2 separate regions of the Homo sapiens genome follow, and region 2 is linked to region 1. Evidence: read pairs that join two places in POLR2A ChIA-PET (ENCODE). Cell type or tissue: K562. All regions are shown on one strand. Links, peaks and the distances in the headings refer to the core of each region. The heading gives the core; the rest is flanking DNA. Region 1 has its middle 8.3 kb from the start of ZNF425. Region 2 holds the start of GHET1 (gastric carcinoma proliferation enhancing transcript 1).

The links. Peaks named below come from ENCODE experiments on the same cell type or tissue, not always from the same donor. Only the 100,000 strongest peaks of a DNase experiment are listed, where the experiment ranks them.
Region 2: POLR2A ChIA-PET joins it to region 1 with 5 read pairs; 11 of 35 experiments call an interaction of 5 or more read pairs at or near these places.

What each region holds. Positions count from the first base shown.
Region 1 is chr7:149,128,947-149,140,282 of GRCh38, forward strand. It overlaps a transcript of ZNF398 not described here. Among named protein-coding and RNA genes, the nearest start is that of ZNF425, 8.3 kb to the left of the region's middle. In K562, for the core only: no CTCF peak of the experiment used is centred there; no DNase peak of the experiment used is centred there.
Region 2 is chr7:148,982,681-148,994,016 of GRCh38, forward strand. It overlaps GHET1 (gastric carcinoma proliferation enhancing transcript 1), which reads left to right and starts at 4,847. Exons shown (of 1, transcript NR_130107.1): 1 at 4,847-6,749. It also overlaps RNY3 and RNY1. RefSeq lists silencers at 678-777, 4,494-4,563 and enhancers at 4,706-5,206, 4,774-4,823, 5,144-5,193. In K562, for the core only: a CTCF peak has its summit at 3,607; DNase peaks (open chromatin) are centred at 2,931, 3,571, 4,561, 4,841 and 1 weaker place; H3K4me3 peaks cover 2,789 bases.

The DNA.
Region 1 (11,336 bases), core at 3,721-7,720:
ATGTGCCACCACATTGGGCTAATTTTTGTATTCTTAGTAGAGATGGGGTTTCACCATGTTGGCCAGGCTAGTCTTCAACTCTTGACCTCGTGATCCACCTACCTCGGCCTCCCAAAGTGCTGGGATTACAGGCATGAGCCACTGTGCCTGGCCCTATATTTTCATATAAATATATAATATATACTGCAAAGAAGCATATTTGGGGATAAAATATTTTGATTTCCTTCTTTGTCATGCAATGTTATGCCAGAGTCAGGTTGGAAACTAAGCGGTTATATAGGGTTAAATAAAACCCTTCTGGTGAGATTTTTATAGTTTGTAGGGCATGATTTCCTATGTCCCTTAGTTAGAAATTTGGACAAGAAAGGAAAAAAGGTCACAATTTAGTTGGTATCCATATCATTGTGTGTGAAAACAGTTTATTTTATTTATTTTTTATTGTTATTTTTTTGAGACGGAGTCTTGCTCTGTTGCCCAGGCTAGAGTGCAGTGGCTCGATCTTGGCTCACTGCAACCTCCACCTCCCAGGTTCAAATGATTCTCCTGTTTCAGCCTCCCGAGTAGCTGGGACTACAGGTGCATCCCACCACACCCAGGTAATTTTTATATTTCTAGTAGACACAGGGTTTCACCATATTGGTCAGGCTGTTCTCCAACTCCTGACCTCAGGTGATCCACCCACCTCGGCCTCCCAAAGCGCTGGGATTACAGGCATGAGCCACTGCGCCTGGCCTACAACAGTTTTATTTTAATTGCTGATAGTATTCCATGTTATGATATACTGAAGAGTATTTATCCATTGAAGGATATTTGTATTTTTTCCGTTTTATTATTTTTTATACTTATTTGTTTATTTATTTATTTATTTTTTGAGATGGAGTTTTGCTCTTGTTGCCCAGTCTGGAGTGCAATGGAGTAATCTCAGCTCACCGCAACCTCCGCCTCCCAGGTTCAAGCGATTCTCCTGCCTCAGCCTCCCTAGTAACTGGGATTACAGGCATGTGCCACCACGCCTGGCTATTTTGTATTTTTGGTAGAGACGGGGTTTCTCCATGTTGGTCAGGCTGGTCTCGAACTCCCAACCTCAGGTGATCTGCCTGCCTCAGCCTCCCAAAGTACTGAGATTACAGGCATGAGCCACTGCACCCGGCCTATTTATTTATTTTTGAGATGGAGTCTCACTCTGTTGCCCAGGCTGGAGTGCAGTGGCATGATCTCGGCTCACTGCAACCTCCACCTCTGGGGTTCAAGCGACTCCCCCACCTCAGCCTCCTGAGTAGGTGGGATTACAGGTGCACACCACCCCACCTGGCTAATTTTTGTATTTTTAGTAGAGAAGGGGTTTCACCATGTTGGCCAGGCTGGTTTCAAACTCCTAACCTCAAGTGATCCGCCTGCCTTGGCCTCCCAAAGTGCTGGGATGACAGGAATGAGCAACTGTGCCCAGCCTTTTCCAAGTTTTGGAATTCTGAATAGAGCTGCTATAAACATTTGCATACAGGTTTTTGTGTGAAAATAAATTTTTATTTCTTTAAGGTAGATACCCAGGAGTGGGACTGCTGAGTCACGGTAAATATGTATATTTAATTTTACAAGGAACTAGCAAACCATTTTTAAGAGTGACTGTACTATTATGTGTTCCCCTTGTGAACGCATGAGAGTTCAGTTGGCCCACGTTCTTTATTTGGTATTTTTAGCATTTAAAAAAACCGTTAGACATTCTAATCAATGGTGGTGTTGCTGAAACACCAGGGGTTTGGTCTAGGTGCTGCTGTTTGTGGCTCAGAAAGCCAATCATGACAACAACAAGTGTTGCCAACGAAGAAGGCTTTAATTGGGTGTTACTGCTGAGGAGATGGGAGATGGGAGATGGGAGATCAGTCTCAAATCCATCTCCCTGACAGGCTAAAATGAGCGGCTTCTATTGCTGGGAGGAAATGTAACCATATGTGGAAAAACATGAATTGGTTAGGGGTAAGGAAGAGGGTTTGGTCAACAGGAAGCAGGTGGTGGGTTAGGCAATCATGATGGGTGAGGGGTCTGACTTTCATTGTCCAAATTCAGTGATCCTGTGAGTTTCAACTGGTTAATACTATCTGGGAGGCCTGATGGTTGCTTTCCTGAGAAAGGAACTCAGATAAGACAAATGTAACTGTCTCAAGTTTTAAGACTAAAAGGATCAGTTACTGTGTTTATTCAAAGAAACCATAAACATCAGTTCTATAGGGCAATTGGGTCTGTTTCAGTGTAGGGGTATCTCAATGTAGTTTTTATTTGGATTTCCCTAGTTGCTAATGATACAAAAAATTCTTATTACGTGCTAAATTGCCAACTTCTAGTTAAGTTTTTGTTCTTGCTCCTTGTCCATTTTTCAATTGCATTTTTCTCAGGTTGATAAATATGGACTTTTTATTAAGGAAAGATTTTACTATGGGCAATTCTTTTAACATATTAGAACAGGCTGGGTGTGGTGGCTCACACCTGTAATCCCAGCAATTTGGGAGGCAGAGGCTGATGGATCACGAGATCAGGAGATTGAGACAATCCTGGCCAATACGGTGAAACCCCATCTCTACTACAAATACAGAAATTAGCTGGGTGTGGTGGCGGACGCCTGTAGTCCCAGCTACTCGGGAGGCTGAGGCAGGAGAATTGCTTAAACCTTGGAGGCGTTGGTTGCAGTGAGCCAAGATCGGGCCACTGCACTCCAGCCTGGGCAACAAGAGTGAGACTCTGCCTCAAAAACAAAACAAAACAAACAAACAAAAAACATATGCAGAACAATGTAATAAGCCCCAGCCATAATCCAGCTTTGGAAACATTTAAAAATATATATTTTACTTAGCATTTCTATTGAATTTGAAGTAGCGGGGAGGGTTTCCTGTTTTAGCTTAGTCTATTATCCTAGTGGAAAATTCTTTGCTTTTGACACTTTTAAACAGTTTTAGACATTTTAAATATGTTCACACCTTCTTTGATAGCTACGCAGCATACCAATTTACCACAATTTATTCATCCAGTCCTCTACTAGACGTTTTGTTTATAGTCAAATTTTAGTTTATAGTCAAAAAGCATCAAGTATTGCTTTTGATGAATCTTACATTTGCAAATATATTTATAGAATACGTTCCTAGAAAAATATTGCTTGATCAAAAGGTCTACTTATTTATAATCGATACACTACTAAGTTGCTCAGAAGAGGTTATATCAATTTATTACTCCACCGACTTCCTTATATTCTCTCTCTCTTTTTTTTTTTTTTTTTTGAGACAGAGTCTTGCTCTGTCCCCCAGGCTGTAGTGCAATGCTGTGATCTTGGCTCACTGCAACCTCCACCTCCCAGGTTCAACTGATTCTCCTGCCTCAGCCTCCCGAGTAGCTGAGATTACAGGCATGTGCCACCACGCCCTGCTAATTTTGTATTTTTAGTAGATATGGGGTTTCTCCATGTTTGTCAGGCTGGTCTCGAACTCCTGACCTCATGTGATCTGCCCACTTCAGCCTCCCAAAGCGCTGGGAATACAGGCATTAGCCACCCCGCCCGGCCTAGAGAACAGCTTTCTCTCTTTCGAGAGAGAGAGGCACCCGTATGGGACCTCTAGACCTCAGTGGAGTGCACCGGATTTTATAGGCAGGCTTGAGGAGGCGGTGTCTGATTTACCAGGGGCCCAGAGATGGGTTGGACCAGGTGGGACGTCTACATAGCATGAGAGGAAGCTGGCCACCCACCCTAATCTACTTAATGCAAATGAGCTTTCCACTGGGCCAGTGCCATGTTGTGTGCTCCCTACTGCACAAGTGGTTGGAAAGAAAAACAGAAGATGGAAAGAAAAACAGAAGATGGAGCCGCCATTTTAAACACACCTAGTCTCTGGTAGCCTTTTCTGATTGACACAACTGCCAGCATTCACCTGTGCAAGCTTCCGCTTGCTTGTGTATGTCTGCAGCTCATTTTTACAGGCTCCTTGTTAGAAAGTAAAATGATTTTGGGGCTGCTTTTTATTAAAAGGAAAGCTTTACCGATGACTTCCTTACCCTCACTATCTGCCTAAATAATTTCTTTTTAACTCCTATATCAGCGGTGAGGACAACCAGAGGTCACTCTGATTGCCATCTTGGTTTTGGTAGGTTTTAGGCTGGCTTCTTTAGTGCAACCTGTTTTATCAGTAAGGCTTTTTTTTTTTTTCTTGATAGAGTTTCACCCTGTAGCCCAGGGTGGAGTGCAGTGGCACAATCTTGGATCACTGCAACTTCCGCCTCATTGGTTCAGGCGATTCTCCTGCCTTAGCCTTCCAAGTAGCTGGGATTATAGGCTTGCCACCACACCCAGATAACTTTTGTATTTTTAGTAGAGATAGGGTTTCACCATGTTGGCTAGGCTGGTCTGGAACTCCAGGGCTCAAGTGATCTGCCCACCCCAGCCTCCCAAAGTGCTGGGATTATAGGCATGAGCCACTGTGCCAGGCCATCAGCATGGTCTTTATGACCTGTATGTTGTGCTGACTTCCTATCTCTTCCTGTGATTTAGAATGCCTTAACCATCTGGGAATGCAGCCCAGCCTCATTTTACCCAGCCCCTATTCAAGATGAAGTTGCTACAGTTCAAAGGCTTTTGACAAAGTGATCTGCCTGCCCCAGCTTCCCAAAGTTCTGGGATTACAGGGGTGAGCCACTGCACCTGGCTTTTGGTTATTTTTGTGTTTTTTAAATATATATATATATATATATATATACATATATATGTGTGTATATATATATACACACATATATATGTATATATATATTTGTTTTTTGTGACCTTCAGATTTTTTTTTTTTGTTTTTTTGAGACGGAGTTTTGCCCTTGTGCAAGCTGGAGTACAATGGTATGATCTCGGCTCACCGCAACCTCTGCCTCCTGCGTTCAAGCGATTCTCCTGCCTCAGCCTCCCGAGTAGCTGGGATTACAGGCATGCGCCACTGTGCCCGGCTAATTTTGTATTTTTAGTAGAGACGGAGTTTCTCCATGTTGGTCAGGCTGATCTCGAACTCCTGACCTCAGGTGATCTGCCCGCCTTGGCTTCCCAAAGTGCTGGGATTACAGGCATGAGCCACCGTGCTTGGCCATGCTGTTTTTGTCTTTTTTTTTTTTTTTTTGAGACGGAGTTTCGCTCTTGTTGCCCAGGGTGGAGTGCAATGGTGTGATCTCGGCTCACTGCAACCTCTGCCTCCCAGGTTCAAGCAATTCTCCTGCCTCAGCCTCCCAAGTAGCTGGGATTACAGGCACCCGCCACCACGCCCAGCTAATTTTTTTGTTTTTTTGTTTTTTTTGGATTTTTAGTAGAGACGGGGTTTCACCATGTTGGCCAGGCTGGTCTTGAACTCCTGATGTCAGGTAATCCAACCCCCCTCCCCACCGGCCTCCCAAAGTGCTAGGATTACAGGTGTGAGCCACCACGCTCAGCCCGTTTTTGTCTTTTTGATATGAGATCTCATTCTGTTGCCCAGGCTGGAGTGCAGTGGTGTGATAATAGCTCACTGCAGCCTCCACCCTCTGGGCTCAAGATGCTCCCACCTCAGCCTTTCAAAGTTTGGGGACTACAGATGTGAGCCACAGCATCCCATCCATTATATTCTTAATGATCTCTCTGTACAACTTAAAGTTTATTTTTTCAACTCTGAGTACTTTTAAAGATATATTAACTAGACATTAGATAATAGGTAAAAGAGTAACACCTAATCATTTATTATTTGTTTAGAGATGGAGTCTCACTCTGTTGCCCAGGCTGTTTTTTTTCCTTCAGCACTTTTATTTTTATGTTTTTGGACAGAGTCTGGCTCTGTCGCCCAGGCGGGAATGCAGTGGCGCAATCTTGGCTCACCGCAACCTCTGCCTCCCTGGTTCAAGCAATTCTCATGCCTCAGCCTCCCAAGCAGCTGGGACTACAGGCACACACCACCACGCCCAGCTAATTTTTGTATTTTTAGTAGAGAAGGGGTTTCATCATGTTGGCCAGGCTGGTCTGGAATCCCTGGGCTCAGGTGACCTGCCCAGCTCGGCCTCCCAAAATGCTGGGATTACCACCTGACCTCATTTATTATGTTAAAGACTGTTAGAGATAATGCTGATTGCAATAACCACATTAACAAAGCCTAGTTGAAGAAGGCAGGCATTTGAAAGTGGTTTATTTTCTTATTCAGTTTTGACAGTTCTTAATTTATTCTGAATGTAAGTCCTTTGTTGGATATATGATTAGTAAATATTTTATCCTGGCCAACACGGTGAAACCCCGTCTCTACTAAAAATACCAAAAAAATAGCCGGGCGTCGTGGCAGGTGCCCGTAGTCCCAGCTACTTAGTAGGCTGAGGCAGGAGAATGGCATGAACCTGGGAGGTGGAGCTTGCAGTGTGCCGAGATCGCGCCACTGCACTCCAGCCTGGGTGACAGAGCAAGACTCTGTCTCAAAAAAAAAAAAAAAAAAAAAAGAAAGAAAGAAAAAAAGAAAGCTTTAATTTTAAGTGGGAGCTAAGCTATGAGGACGCAAAGTCATAAGAATGATATAGTGGACTATGGGGACTTGGGAAGACTGGGAGCAGGGGTGAGGGATAGAAGACTACACACTGGATGCTGCTGCGTACACTGCTTGAGTGATGGATGCACCAAATCCCAGATATCACACCTGGAGAACTTATCCATGTCGCTAAACACTACCTGTTCCCCAAAAACTATTAGAATAATAATAATAGTCCGGGTGCGGTAGCTCACACCTGTAATCCCAGCACTTTGGGAGGCTGAAGCAGACAGATCACTTGAGGTAAGCAATAGTTGAAGATCAGCCTGGCCAACATGGTGAATCCCAGTCTCCACTAAAAATTCAAAAATTAGCTGGGCATGGTGGTGCGCGCCTGTAGTCCCAGCTACTCAAGAGGCTGAGCATGAGAATCACTTGACCCCAGGAGGCGGACGTTGCAGTGAGCCAAGATCATGCCATTGCACTCCAGCCTGGGAGACGGAGACTACGTCTCCAAAAACTAATAACAATAATAATAATAATAAAGCTTTAATTTTGATTAAGTCCAATTTGTACTTTGTTGCTTTTTGTGGATTGGGGTTTTGGTATCATGTGTAAGAACTCTGCCTAATTCAAGGTCATAAATATTTGGTTTTGTTCTAGAAATTTCCTAGTTTTATGTTTTAAATTTATTTATTTATTTATTTATATGTTTATTTATATTCCCCTATTTAAAGCTTTTAATTTAAAAGTAAAATTTAATGTCAAAAATGCAAACTTGGGGAGGGCGTAAAAATCACACTCAAGGCTGCCACCTCACACTTAGAGGGTTGCAGAGCGGCCAGGCAGAGGCGCTCCTCACTTCCCAGACTGTGGGGCGGCCGAGCAGAGGCACTCCTCACTTTTTAGACAGTGCAGCTGCCAGGCAGAGGTGCGCCTCACTTCCCAGACGGGTTGGCGGCCGGGCAGAGGTGCTCCTCACTTCCCAGTTTAAATTTATATCTGTTATCTGTTTTTATTTACTTTGTGTAAAAAGTGTAAGAGTTGGGTTCAGGTTCATTTTTTTGCATATGAAAGTCCAATAGTTGAGACACAATTTGTTGAAAAACTTTTTCTATCTTCATTTAAGTGCTTTTTTTTTCTTTTTTGAGATGGAGTCTTACACTGTCACCCAGGTTGGAGTGCAGTGGCATGATCTAGGCTTACTGCAACCTCTGCCTCCTGGGTTCAAGGGATTCTCCTGTCTCAGCCTCCCATGTAGCTGGGATTACAGGCGCCCGCCACCACACCCAGCTAATTTTTTAATATTTTTAGTAGAGACAGGATTTCACTGTGTTGGCCAGGCTGGTCTCGATCTCCTGACCTCGTGATCCACCTGCCTTGGCCTCCCAAAATGCTGCGATTACAGGCGTGAGCCACCGCGCTGGGCCTTTTTTTTTTTTTTTTGAGACCGAGTTTTGCTCTTGTGGCCCAGGATGGAGTGCAATGGCATGGTCTGGGCTCACCACAACCTTCACTTTCTGGGTTCAAGTGATTCTCTTGCCTCAGCCTCCCAAGTAGCTGGGATTACAGGCACCCACCAGCATGCCTGGCTAATTTTTGTATTTTTAGCAGAGACGGGGTTTCACCATGTTAGCCAAGCTGGTCTTGAACTCCTGACCTCAGGTGATCCTCCCACCTCAGCCTCCCAAAGTGCTGGGATTACAGGTGTGAGCCACCATGCCCGGCCCATTGAATTGCTCTTACACCTCTGTAAAAAGTCAGTCGTCCAAATTTGTGTGGGTTTATTTTTAGATTCTTGTTTTATTGATCCATGTGTCTATCCCTTCCCCAATATGACATGCTCATGATTACTGTAGCTTTGGAGGAGTGTTGAGAGTAGACATCCTTGCCTTTCTCAATCTGAGGGGAAGCCATTTAGTCTCACTGTTGAGTATGACGTTAACTGCATACTTTTCTTTTAACACAGAGTCTTGCTCTTTCCTGCAGGCTGGAGTGCAGTGGCGTGATCTCGGCTCACTGCAACCTCTGCCTCCCTGGTTCAAGCAATTCTCCCGCCTCAGCCTCCTGAGTAGCTGGGATAACATGCGTGCACCACCATGTCCGGCTAATTTTTGTATTTTTAGTAGAGACGGGTTTTCACCATATTGGTCAGGCTGGTCTTGAACTCCTGACCTCGTGATCCACCTGCCTTGGCCTCCCAAACTGTTGGGATTACAGGCGTGAGCCACTGTGCCTGGCATGTAGATACTTTTTATCATGTTGTGCTAATTCCCTTTCATCCCTAGTTTTGTGAGAGTTTTTATTGTGAGTAAATGTGAATATTTGTTTTGTCAAATCATTTTTCTGCATTTATGGGCAAGCACAATCACTTACATGTATTTAGTTGTGAAAAACTGGAACCTAAACGTATAAATAAGTCGGAAGCATCCATAAGATGAAATATGTAGACATTAAATTTATGTTTTCGAAAAATATTTGGCTGGGCGCAGTGGCTCACGCCTGCAATCCCAGCACTTTGGAAGGCCGAGGCGGGCGGATCACCTGAGGTCGGGAGTTCAAGACCACCCTGACCAATATAGAGAAACCCCATCTCTACTAAAAATACAAAAAATTAGTTGCGCATGGTGGCGCACGCCTGTGATCCCAGCTACTCGGGAGGCTGAGGCAGGAGAATAGCTTGAACCCGGGAGGCAGAGGTTGTGATGAGCTGAGATCAGGCCATTGCACTCCAGCCTAGGCAATAAGAGCGAAACTCTGTCTCAAAAAAAAAAAGAAAAAAAAAAAGAAAAAAATTTAATGCTATGCAAGATATTCAAGTATATTAAATAACAAAGGCAGGTTTCAAAACAGTATTTATGGCTGGGTGCAGTGGCTCACGCCTGTAATTCCAGCACTTTGGGAGGCCGAGGTGGGTGGATCACCTGAGATCAGGAGTTCGAGACCAGCCTGGACAACATGGCGAAATACCATCTCTACTAAAAATACAAAAATTATCTGGGCGTGGTGGTGCACGCCTGTATCCAGCTACTCTCAGGAAGCTAAGGCAGGAGAATCGCTACAATCCAGGAGGCAGAGGTTGCAATGAGCCGAGATCGTGCCACTGCACTCCAGCCTGGGTGACACAGTGAAACTCCATCTCAAAAACAAAACAAAACAAATCAAAAAACAGTATTTACAGTTTCAACTGTATTAAGAAAATAAATAAATATTGTGTGTGTGTATACATATATATATTTATATAAAAGAAGCTCACAAAGATAAGAACCAAAATGCTTCGAGTGATTGTCTCTGGATTGTATGATTATATGTGGCCTTTGTCTTTATACAACCCTGTATATTTCAAATATTCTGCAAAGCACAGAAAAGTAATAATAAATGTGCTCACTGCAGCCTCAACCTCTGGGGTTCAATTGATCCTCTCATCTCAGCCTCCTGAGTAGCTGGGACTACAGGTGCATGCCACTATGCCCAGCTAATTTTTTTTTTTTTTGAGACGGAGTCTTGTTCTGTCACCAGGCTGGAGTACAGTGACGCATCTTGACTCACTGCAACCTCTGCCTCCCAGGTTCCAGCAATTCTCCTGCCTCAGCCTCCAGAGTAGCTGGGACTACAGGAGCACGCCACCACGCCCAGCTAATTTTGGATTTTTAGTAGAGACGGGGCTTCACCATGTTGACCAGATGGTCTTGATTTCTTGACCTCCTCGTGATCCGCCCACCTCGGCCTCCTAAAGTGCTGGGATTATAGGCACAAGCCACTGCGCCCAGCCAATTTTTTTTTTTTAAGTTTTAATTTTTTTTGTAAAGATGGGGTCTCACAATGTTGCTAAGCTGGTCTTAGACTCCTAGGCTCAAGTGATTCTCTCATCTGGGCCTCCTAAAGTGCTGGGATTATAGGCATAAACCAGTGTACCTGGTCTATTGTTACTGTGTGAATACCTACTTTTAAATTTAGGTATTCTAAATTCCAAATGTAACTTAAAGTATTAAATCTAATGATGTGCCGGGCGCGGTGGCTCACACCTGTAATCCCAGCACTTTGGGAGGCTGAGGCGGGCACATCATGACGTCAGGAGTTCGAGACCATCCTGGCCAACATGGTGAAACTCCGTCTCCACTAAAAATACAAAGATTAGCTGGGCGTAGTGGCACATGCCTGTAGTCCTAGCTACTTGGGAGGCTGTGGCAGGAAAATCACTTGAACCCGGGAGGCGGAGGTTGCAGTGAGCGAGATCAGCCACTGCACTCCAGCCTGGCAACAGATAAATAAATAAATAAAAATTTGGCCGGGCGTGGTGGCTCACGCCTGTAATCCCAGCACTTTGGGAGGCTGAGATGGAGGGATCACGAGGTCAGGAGATCGAGACCATCCTGGCTAACACGGTGAAACCCTGTCTCTACTAAAAATACAAAAAATTAGCCGGGCGTGGTGGCGGGCACCTGTGGTCCCAGCTCTACTCAGGAGGCTGAGACAGGAGAATGGCGTGAACCCAGGAGGCAGTGAGCCGAGATTGCGCCACTGCACTCCAGCCTGGGCAACAGAGCGAAATCCATCTCAAAGAAAAAAATAATAAAATAAAATAAAAATTTAAAAATAATAAAAGTAAAATCTGATGATGTGCTTTAATGTTCAAATCCTAGCAGTCAGTTGAAGTATATATGAATATATATTTAATACTGCAAAAGTAAAATGCTATAATAATTATTGAGGATTACGAAAGATGTTATTTTATGTAATAAACAGGAACTTTCAAATAGTTACATACATTGACAGTATATTTAGAGCGTGTTATCTAGATAACTTTAGAAAGAACATTATGTTCTTTTTGAGCCTACAGATGTT
Region 2 (11,336 bases), core at 2,727-6,726, 150 kb before region 1:
CCCCCGAGGCTGCGCTCCCCTCGCCCTTCGTGTCGGGTCCTGCCCCACCCGGCAGCTCCTGGGACCCGCTGTGCGGCCCAGGGCTGGGGGCCCAGGCTGCCCCTGCTGAGAAGCCAGGTGCGCGTTCAGCCCCCGGGAGTCTCTCCGAGGCTCTGTGCGCCTCATTCCTCCACGGCGTCACTTTTTAAAAAGATAATTGCTAATTATGTATTTTAAAATGTTAGCTTCCACGGACCGAATGTTTCCCTTTCTGTTTAGAGTGGGGTTCCTAACCTCCTTCCAGAATAGCTCAAGGTCCCCAGTGCAGCCGCTTTGAAACAAAACCACTTGGTAACAGGAGCGCAGGACTATGGCGAAACCGCCAGGAAAGCTTCCTAAAGAGCTCAAACAAAACAAAACAAACCTTGGAAAGCTCAAGAAAAGCATCGTGGGTGACACCAGAATCTGGGACTTCATTCATTCATACATTCATTCATTCATTTTTAAAGAGGGTCGTTGGGAAGGAAAAGGGGAGGGGACGCCGGGCTGCAGGGCTCCTCGCAGGACACACGCTCCCCCTCCACGGGGAACCGGGGGTGGGGGCGCGGGCGTGGGGGGCCGCGCCAGCCCTGCGTGGGGTCCGGGACCACCGAACCGCGGGGACCCCTGATCCCGGGGGGGCCACTGAATTCCAAGGGGCCCCCGCCCGCCCGGCCCCACCCCCGCGGCGGGTTGCCTCTTCCTTCTTAAGAGGACGTCCCCTCCCGCTCTAGACGTCCTGGCCCTGTGAGACTGAGGCCCCGCCGGGGGCACCGTGGGAGTCTTTGATGGATGTGGCTGATGCAGGGTTTCCATGCAAATCACCCACAATGCTTTGAGCAGGGTTGCCCGAGCTCCTTTAATGTCACTGAAGAGAGAAGGACCTTTTTCTTACAAAGTCTATGTGTTTAACAGTTTTATTTTTTAAACATTTGCTTTCTATTTGGGGTGTATTTATACTCTTCCTTTTTTTTAGCTCCTGTGAATAGTCACCGTAACTATGGTAGAGATGGAACTTTCGAGGCTTATATAAGTAGCAGCGTGCCTTTGTGTTTCGGCTGGTCCGAGTGCAGTGGTGTTTACAACTAATTGATCACAACCAGTTACAGATTTCTTTGTTCCTTCTCCACTCCCACTGCTTCACTTGACTAGCCTTTTGCTGTGGTTTTGGGGTGGGAAAGCATTTTCTGTTCCCCAATACAGAACAGCCAAGATCCTGCCTGAAGGTTTTTCTTAAGCACACCACTACTTGCCAGTGAAGATGACTAGTGGACAGAGCACATTAAGTGTTTTTAGGAGCCTGGCATGCTCCGTGTTGAAAAGGGAGGTCCCCTCGTCTCTGAATTGTACCTTGAGAATAAGGAGAACCATAGGTTTAGGTGACCTAAGGAATGAACCATGTCTCACGCACCTCCTTATCCACGGTGTCAGGCATGAAGAAGAGGGATCCAGGAGAGGGCAAAGGTCCGCAGAGTGCAGTGGTAAGAGAGCAAGCTTTTCAAATTGCAAAGTAATGTACATAGCATGATTCTATTTCACACTGAAAAGTAAAACACTTTGCACATCTGTGCTTAAGCTTGTCTGTGTTAATACAGTATTAGCAAGATCAAAGATGAAGAAAATCCCAAGCTGTTAACCTAGAAATGATGCAGACACGAAGCTTTCCTCTTTACTGTGTGGTGGGGAAACTGCTCACCTCGGACACGATGGTTCATGGTATTATCTCTAAACCTGGATCCACCAAGCTTTGCTTTTCTTGTAAAACATAAAGATTTTGGTATTGGAAAATATCCCCTTTCTCTTCGCAAATGCCGCGCTTTTGCAAATCAAAATTATTTTGGCTTCAAACTACTGTCTGTGCAATGACAGTAGGATATAGTGTGCAATATTTGGGACATACTTATGCTAAAAATCTATTTACACTATTGTTCAAATTTGACCAGGCATCCTGTATTTTATCTGACAATCCTATCTTATTCAAATACGTCTTAGGAAAGAACTAATGCCAAACTCTTTTCTTCCTCAAGTTATCATATTACTCTGAGCTGGCCTTATAGTTGCACTGGGCATTCATTATTGCTTTGCAGATATTATCTGGTTAGGAAGTTTCTGGAGATAGGATACATATGTCATCAAGACTGATAGAATTGTGCAGTCTCATATCTGTGGAATGAAATCAACCTAAAGTCAGAGAAATTGACTCTGCTCTCGTGTTAGTTTCGTAGTGTCCATATTAACAGTTATTCCACCATCAACTACATACTTTTTTCTCTCTCTCTCCCTCCCTCCTAACTATCCATCCATCTATCTTTTAGTTTTTAGCAATGTTTCCACTGACTGGAATAGTACAGCAATTGGTTTCATGGCTTTGTTGACATTGTTTGATTGCTGGTTTTTCTTTGCGGGGTAGCAGAGAGAATACTTTTGGGGAAGAAAGGTTATTCTGGCTCTGCAAGCAATGAACTCAGTGGCTGACTCTCGGCTGCTTATGTGATCTCTCTCAGAACCTCAGTTTCTTCATTTGTAAAATGATAATGTCTGTCATACTAATTTAACTGGACTGCAAAGAATATTAAATGAAATAGGTCATATGAAAATACCCTGTACCTTATAAAACACAATACAAATGTATTCCTTTGCAAATATCAAATGGTGACTATGGCCAATAGACTGTTACTCTCTTGCAATATCATTTAATTGCCATTATTCCTGAGATACAGTGACAGTCCTGTGTTCATAGCTGGTACGTGATCATAGCAACATCAGTTGGCTTGAACAATCACTGTAATTAAGGCATATCTATTATTGAAGAAGCAGCAAGCTAGCTGTACGGGAAAAGCCTCGGGACTTAGATTGAGGAGACCCTTAAGTCTTGACTTCCTGATTCAGTTACCTCTCACCAGGTTCCCCCTCAACACCTGAGAATTACAATTCAAGGCCGGGTGTGGTGGTTTTTGCCTGTATTCCCAGCACTTTGGAGCCCGAGGTTGGCGGACCACCTGAGGTCGGGAGTTCGAGACCAGCCTGACCAACATGGAGGAACCCCGTCTCCACTAAAATACAAAAAATTAGCTGGGCGTGGTGGCACATGCCTGTAATCCCAGCTACTCGGGAGGCTGAGGCAGGAGAATCGCTTGAACCTGGGAAGCGGAGGTTGCAGTGAGCCGAGATCGCGCCATTGTGCTCCAGCCTGGGGAACAAGAGCGAAACTCCGTCTCAGAAAGAAAAAAAAAAAACAAAAAACCCCACAGGGAAGCTCTTGGGAAACCCACATGTGCCCTCAAGGTGCCTTGGGTTACTTTCACCTATAAGAAAAATTTAAATATTCTTTTGTTGTATACACATTTGTGGCAGTCACACTGTACTGCAACACCACCACAATCTCATCAAACAACACTTTGCCTCGAGGCTGTTAGGAATGTATACTTCCATGTAGCGAAGAGGGAAGGAAGATCAGTGTAATGACCCTTTGTTTCTGATGAGGAGGCAGCTGCGTGGCTTTCTAAAGGCTACATAAGAACCTAAGGGCTGAACCAGGATTAGAAAGTGGCTCTGGTGCCTCACGTGGTGAGCATCCCGCAATGTACTCTGCCCTCTTCCGCCTTCTCTATTTTCAAACTCTTGGACTTGGTTTGTCTTCCTCCAAAATACTTTCTCTCTGAAAATGTTCACATCTCTTAGCTTCAAAACTTAACTGGATTGTCGACTTTGAAATGCCTCTTAATTTTGTCCATTGAGTGTTGTATCATCAAATACCAGTCCTTAATCCTACTGATATTAAAACATTAAAAAAATCCTGGCCGTGCGCGGTGGCTCACGCCTGTAATCCCAGCACTTTGGGAGGTTGAGGCAGGAGGATCACTTGAGGTTAGGAGTTCAAGACCAGCCTGGCCAACATGGCGAAACTTCGGTCTTTACAAAAATAGAAAAATTAGCCAGGCGTGGTGGCGCGCGCCTATAGTCCCAGCTACTCAGGAGGCTAAGGCAAGATAATCGCTTGGACCCACGAGGCGGAGGTTGCAGTGAGCCGAGATCACACCACTGCACTCCAGCCTGGGTGACAGAGACTCCAGCCTGTCTCAAAAAAAAAAAAAAAAAAAAAAAAAAAGAAAGAAAAGAAAAGAAAAAGTACAAGAAAAAGAAAAACCCCTATTCACCCTCATCCCATTTCCTGTCTTTGATCTCTTAGGACATACTATACCATCTTTACCAATAATTGGTCCGTAGTATCTATTACTATTTATTTGATTTTTGTTTTCTTTTTCCTTCTTGTCTGTGATGGGTTTTCCCAAATTTACTGTTTGTTTCTGGAAGAAAAGAATAGTACTTCGTTTTCCCCCTGTATTCCATGCTTTATTTAATGATGCTGACTTTCAACATTTTAAAATTGAGATGAAAACAAGAAACGAGGGATGCCAGGAGAGTGGAAACTCTCGTAAAAGACTAGTCAAGTGCAGTAGTGAGAAGGGGGGAAAGAGTAGAACAAGGAGTTCGATCTGTAACTGACTGTGAACAATCAATTGAGATAACTCACTACCTTCGGACCAGCCAATAAGTCCTCCTACTGTTTGAACTATTTAAAGCCCCCAAATTTGTTCATTTTCCCCTTACAGTGATATTCTGGTTTCAGTTTACTGATGACTATATTTACAATATTAATGATATATATATACTCTAAGAATTCCCTGGCACATCTATTTATCAATAGCTGGAAAAACGTACTGAATAACAAGAATCAGACGTGTTGCTAAGCATCCTGGGAAAGAGATATGCAAAATTAGCATTTCGTCATCAGGGCGTCTTTCCCCCGGTTTGTCTTGAGTGGCTCAGCCACCGCAAGGTACCAGAGAGCCGCCCAATCTGCGCTGGCCTCCTTTATCTGTTTGCTGTGTGACCCTCCGGACAGCTCTGTGGGACCTGGAGGAAACTGTGAGCCCTACAGATAAAGTCTGTGCTTCCAGCGTCGGTAAATCCCAGCAAGCGCCACTACCTGGAGGCTGACACTTTCCCATCTTGGCAGTCAGCTCCCTACAGAGGTGCTTCTCCCACTGCCCAAGATCCCTGCCTCCTCCTTAAACCCCAACTGATAGAACAGAAACCACCACCTAAGGAACGTGAAGGGGAAGCATCTGAAACACCAGAAGATCTTGGATTGTTCCTGAGGACTTCAGAATCTACAGGGACAAAAGGCAGAAGCAGGAAGTCCGAAGTAAAGATGACTAAGAAAAGGCGGGTGGAAAAGATTTCTGTGAAAGTGTCAGAGGCAAAGCTCTGAAAGACCTGAAACTCATGCCGAAAGCAAAGAACAGCAAAAAGACAGTAGGGATGTGTCTGGAGCAACAAGGATCGGGCTGTTCCTGGGGCAGCCGAATTCACAGCTCTGTTTTACTCCTAATGGAGGATCTTCCTGCTGCAGCGGCGAGTAGACCTTACTGTAAAGGTGCAGGCAAGGGGAGGGGAAGGGCAGGCAGCTGCCCATTGGAGTTCACATCTCCAAGCCTGAGAAAATGTGTTCCTGGATGCCCCAAGCCAATGGAAAAGCAGAATCATTGACTATGTTTGACTCCTTCTGGTACCTAGCACAGTATCTGGGACACAGCAGGTGCTATGTAAATGTGTTGAGTGAATGAATGAATGAATGCCATTGAGGAGAATGAATAACCCCAGAAAACTAGACATGGGTAGATGTTGTCCTAATTTCAAAAGAGGGGAAAATGAGAGTGAGAGTTTCATAAATGACAATCTCTAAACGATGTTGCTCTCTAGCAAAATTCTAGAATGGATTATTTTAAGAACAAAGCAGGTAAACATTGGCAGCCAACTTGAAATTAATAAGAAAAAGGTGTGCGCCAGAATAGTTTTATTTCCTTTTGTTTTTCATTGTACAGCTTGATTTGACTAAGTTGTTTATACCTTTCACTCTGCCTTTGCATGCACTGGGGGTGATCTAGTCTACTATGTGGACTGGAAGTCCACCCAGTGGCCAGGCTCAGAGGCAGGGAAGGGGGGTTGGTGCCATTCTGGGAGAGGAGGTTTCTGGGGCTGTTTCTCAGCCAGATCCTGTCTCATCTGTTTCCAACAACCCCACAAATGAAGACACTGAAGCTGACTAATCAAATTGACTGATGCCCCAATAGGTGTCATGATATGCAGTGAGAATCCGGCAGGCATTAGAGATGAACAGCACGGGCTGCAGCCACATTATCTCAGCTTGAGTCCTAGTTTTCACCAGCTACTAGCTAGCTATCTCTGGTCAAGTCACTTACCTTGCTTGAGCCTCAGTTTCTCCATCTAGAAAATGGTCATAATCGAAGTATCTATCTTATAGGGTGTTGGGAAGATTAACTGAGAAGCCACATAGAGTTTACTGGCACATTAAAAAAAGAAACTATAAGAATGTTAGCTGTCCTTTTGCACGGCAAAAGGAACAGTAAGCAGAGTAAACAGACAACCCACAGAGTGGGAGAAAATCTTCCCAATCTATACATCCGACAAAGGACTAACATCCAGAATCTACGAGGAACTCAAATTAGCAAGAAAAAAACAATCCCATCAAAAACTGGCCTAAGGACATGAATAGACAATTCTCAAAAGAAGATATACAAATGGCCAACAAACATATGAAAAAGTGCTCAATATCACTAATGATCAGGGAAATGCAAATCAAAACCACAATGCAATACCACATTACTCCTGCAAGAATGGCCATAATAAAAAAAAAATCAAAAAAATAATAGATGTTGGTGTTGATATGGTGAAAAGCGAACACTTCTACACTGCTGGTGGGAATGTAAAGTAGTACAACCACTATGGAAAACAGTGTGGAGATTCCTTAAAGAACTAAAAGTAGATCTACCATTTGATCCAGCAATCCCACTACTGGATATCTACCCAGAGGGGAAAAAAAAAGTCATTATATGAAAAAGATGCTTGCACATGCATGTTTGTAGCAGCACAATTCGCAATTGCAAAAATATGGAACCAGCCCAAATGCCCATCAACCAACAAATGGATAGAGAAACTGTGGCATAGGGCTGGGCGCCGTGGCTCACGCCTGTAATCCCAGCACTTTGGGAGGCTGAGGCAGGCGGATCACGAGGTCAAGAGTTTGAGACCATCCTGGCCAACATGGTCAAAGCCTGTCTCTACTAAAAATACAAAAATTAGCCGAGTGTGGTGGCGTGCACCTGTAGTCTCAGCTACTTAAGAGGCTGAGGCAGGAGAATCGCTTGAACCTGGGAGGCGAAGGTTGCAGTGAGCCAAGATCACACCACTGTACTCCAGCCTGGCAACAGAGCAAGACTCTGTCTCAAAAAAAAAAAAAAAAAAAAAAAAAAAAAAAAAAAAAAAAGAAAGAAAAAAAAGAAAAAAGAAACTGTGGCATATATATACAATGGAATACTACTCAGCCATAAAAAGGAGTGAATTAATGGCATTTGCCGCAACCTGGATGAGATTGGAGACTATTATTCTAAGTGAAGTAACTCAGGAATGGAAAACCAAACATTGTATGTTCTCACTTATAGTGGGAAATAAGCTCTGAGGATGCCAAGGCATAAAAATGATACAATGGACTTTGGGACTTTGTGGGGGAAAGGGTAGGAAGGGGATGAGGATTAAAAGGCTAAAAATTGATTTCAGTGTATATTGCTCTGGTGATGGGTGCACACCGAAATCTCACAAATCACCACTAAAGAACATACTCATGGCCGGGCGCAGTAGCTCACGCCTGTAGTCTCAGCACTTTGGGAGGCCGAGGCAGGCGGATCACGAGGTCAGGAGATCGAGACCATCCTGGCTAACATGGCAAAACCCCGTCTCTACTAAAAATACAAAAAAAAAATTAGCCGGGCATGGCGGTGGGTGCCTGTAGTCCCAGCTTCCTCTCATGCTATGTAGATGTCACACCTGGTCCAACCCATCTTTGGGTCCCTGGTAAATCAGACACCGCCTCCTCAAGCCTGCCTATAAAATCCGGTGCACTCCACTGAGGTCTGGAGGTCCCATTTGGGTGCACCTCTCTCTCGAAAGAGACAAAGCTGTTCTCTGGGCCGGGTGGGGTGGCTCACACCTGTATTCCCAGTGCTTTGGGAGGCCGAGGTGTGCAGATCACATGAGGTCGGGAGTTTGAGACCAGCCGGACAAACATGGAGAAACCCCGCCTCTACTAAAAATACAAAATTAGCCGGGCATAGTGGCACATGCCTGTAGTCCCAGCTACTCGGGAGGCTGAGGCAGAAGAATGATGTGAACCTGGGAGGCGGAGCTTGCAGTGAGCCAACATCGCACCACTGCGCTCCAGCCTGGGCGACAGAGCAAGACTCTGTCTCAAAAAAAAAAAAAAAAAAAAAAAAAAAAAAAAGAACTTACTCATGTAACCAAATACCACCTGTTCCCCCAAAATCTATGGAAATAGAAGCTTTTAAAAAATTAAAGGCTGGGTACGGTGGCTCACGCCTGTAATCCCTGCACTTTGGGAGGCCAAGGCGGGCAGATCACCTAGGGCAGGAGTTCAAGACCAGCCTGGCCAACATGGCAAAACTGTCTCTACTAAAAATACTAAAAGTAGCTGTGTGTGATGGTGCATGCCTGTAATCCCAGCTACTCGGGAGGCTGAGGTAGGAGAATTGCTTGAACCCGGGAGGCAGAGGATGCAGTGAGCCAACATCACGCCACTGCACTCCAGCCTGAGAGACAGAGAGAGCCTCCATTTCAAAAAAAAATTTTTTAAAAAAGAATGTTAGCTCTCAGGGTTCAGAATCATTTTTCCTGGCTGACTGGACACAAGCTAACAAGAAACAGACATAAACTAACAAGGTAACAGACATAAATTATCAGAGCTGAAGTTTCCCTTTTCAGTTAAAAAACAACAAATCTGACCAAGTACCAGATAAGAGAATCCCACACAGTAAAAATGCAAATACTTGTGTAGTTTCACAGAAGGCTGTCATTGTCCCTGAAGTCTGTTCTCACTGGGTGGAACCCAGGGCCCAGGGGTCAGTTTGGGGTCCCATATTTTAAAAAAGACGTCAACAAAGAAGAACTGCCCAGGGCAAGGTGAGCAAGATGGTGACACACACTTCCTCCAGGTGAGTGATTCTTGACTTTGCAAAAATGCTTTCAACTAACAGTTTGGTGGTTCCTCAAAAAGTTAAATACAGAACTACCATATGACCCCAAATTTCCACTCCTAAGTATATACCCCAAGGGGCAGAAAACATGTCCACACACAAGTCTGAGCACAAATGTTCACAGCAGCACTATTCACAATAGCCAAAATGTGGAAACAACCCAAGTGTCCGCTGAAGCAAGAATGGATAAACGACGGGGGTACGCGTGTATAATGGAATGCTATCCATCCATTAAAAGGAAGGACGAGGCCGGGTGCGGTGGCTCACGCCTGTAATCCCAGCACTTTGGGAGGCCAAGGCAGGTGAATCACGAGGTCAGGAGATTGAGACCATCCTGGCTAAGACAGTGAAACCCTGTCTCTACTAAAAATACAAAAAATTAGCCAGGTGTGGTGGCGGGCACCGGTAGTCCCAGCTACTCGGGAGGCTGAGGCAGGAGAATGGCGTGAACCCAGGAGGCAGAGCTTGCAGTGAGCCGAGATCGCGCCACTGCACTCCAGCACTCCAGCCTGGGTAACAGAGCAAAACTCTGTCTCAAAAGAAAAAAAAAAAAAAAGGGAAGGATGTTCTGACACATCCTACATGGGTGAGCCTTGAAAACATTATTCTAAGTGAAAGAAGCCAGACATAAAAGGTCGCATATTGTAGGATTCCATTTATATGAAATGTTCAGAATAGGCAAATCCATAGAGACAGAATGAAGATTGGTGACTGCCAGGCGCTGGAGGGCATGACTGTTTAATGGCTACAGGATTTCCTTTGGGGCTATTAATGTTTTGGAACTAGTTTTGTACAACAGCGAGAATGTACTAAACGCCCCTGAACTGTACCCTTAAAAATGGTTAATTTTATGTTATGTGAATTCCACCCCAGTTTTTTGTTTTTGTTTCTTTGTTTTTGAGACGGAGTCTCGCCCTGTCGCCCAGGCTGGAGTGCAGTGGCGCGATCTCAGCTCACTGCAACCTCTGCCTCCTGGGTTCAAGTGATTCTCCTGCCTCAGCCTCCCGAGTAGCTGGGACTACAGGCATATGCCACTATGCCCAGCTAATTTTTTGTATTTTTAGTAGAGATGGGGTTTCACCATGTTGGTTAGGCTGGTCTCGAACTCCTGACCTCAAATGATCCATTTGCCTCAGCCTCCCAAAGTGCTGGGATTACAGGCATGAGCCACCATGCCTGGCCCCCACCCCAGTTCTTTAAAATGCTTTCAACTAATAGTATCCCATTTGATCTGGTCCTCTTGACGGTCTTGTGAAGTGAGTAGGACTGGTGATATTTTTTCTTGTTTTCCGTTTGAGAAAAATGAGGCTGGGAGGTTTGCCCAGTTAGTAAGCTAAGTGATGGCAGATGGGGTCTCAAGGAGTCTCTGATTCCAGGACCAGTGTGGTCTCCGCCATTCCCCTCTGCATCCCTTTCACCCCACTCCACTGGCGCAACACCTCCCCGGGCACAGTGGGGTCAGGGAGGGTGGTCCCATAGCCCTTGTGGTCAGCCCTGCAGAGGAGCCCGAAGGGGCTTTGGGGCCATCTGCTGAGGTTCATGCTGCCTTGACCCTTGGACTTGCTCTCCTGATCAACTGCAGCAGGCACGCAGTGCAGCACATGGAGCTGCTTCTTCCCAGGAGGCCAGGGCCAGGGCCACATCCACCGGCTGACCCAGGTAGGACTCGATGCAAAGGCTTGAGGCTGGTGTGGGTGATGTGGAGTTGCTTCTGAATGTTACCTTCAGTAGACAATGGAGGTAATGTTGAAAATCTTGGCCGGGTGCGGTGGCTCACACCTATAACCCCAGCACTTTGGGAGGCTGAGGCAGGCAGATCACCCGAGGTCAGTAGCTCGAGACCAGCCTGGCCAACATGGCAAAATCCCATCTCTACTAAAAATACAAAAATTACCCTGGCGTGGTGGCTTGCACCTTGGCATCGTGGGGCTGTGCCAGCGAGGCTCCTGGGGCACCCATGGAAAGGCGGTCTCACTCATAGGGTGTGGGGCATGGGACTGGCACCACTCTGACCCTCCCATGTGTGAGCTGCTCTTTGCCTCCTCGTCTGTTACTGCCCTGGATCAGAGAGAAATAAACAGGGGACAAAAACAAAAACAAAAACCTGCGGAAATGACACTTAAAATTGTACAAATACCAAAACCTGGAAGGAAGTCACGGCTTTTCCTTCTGCCCCATGTAAACATC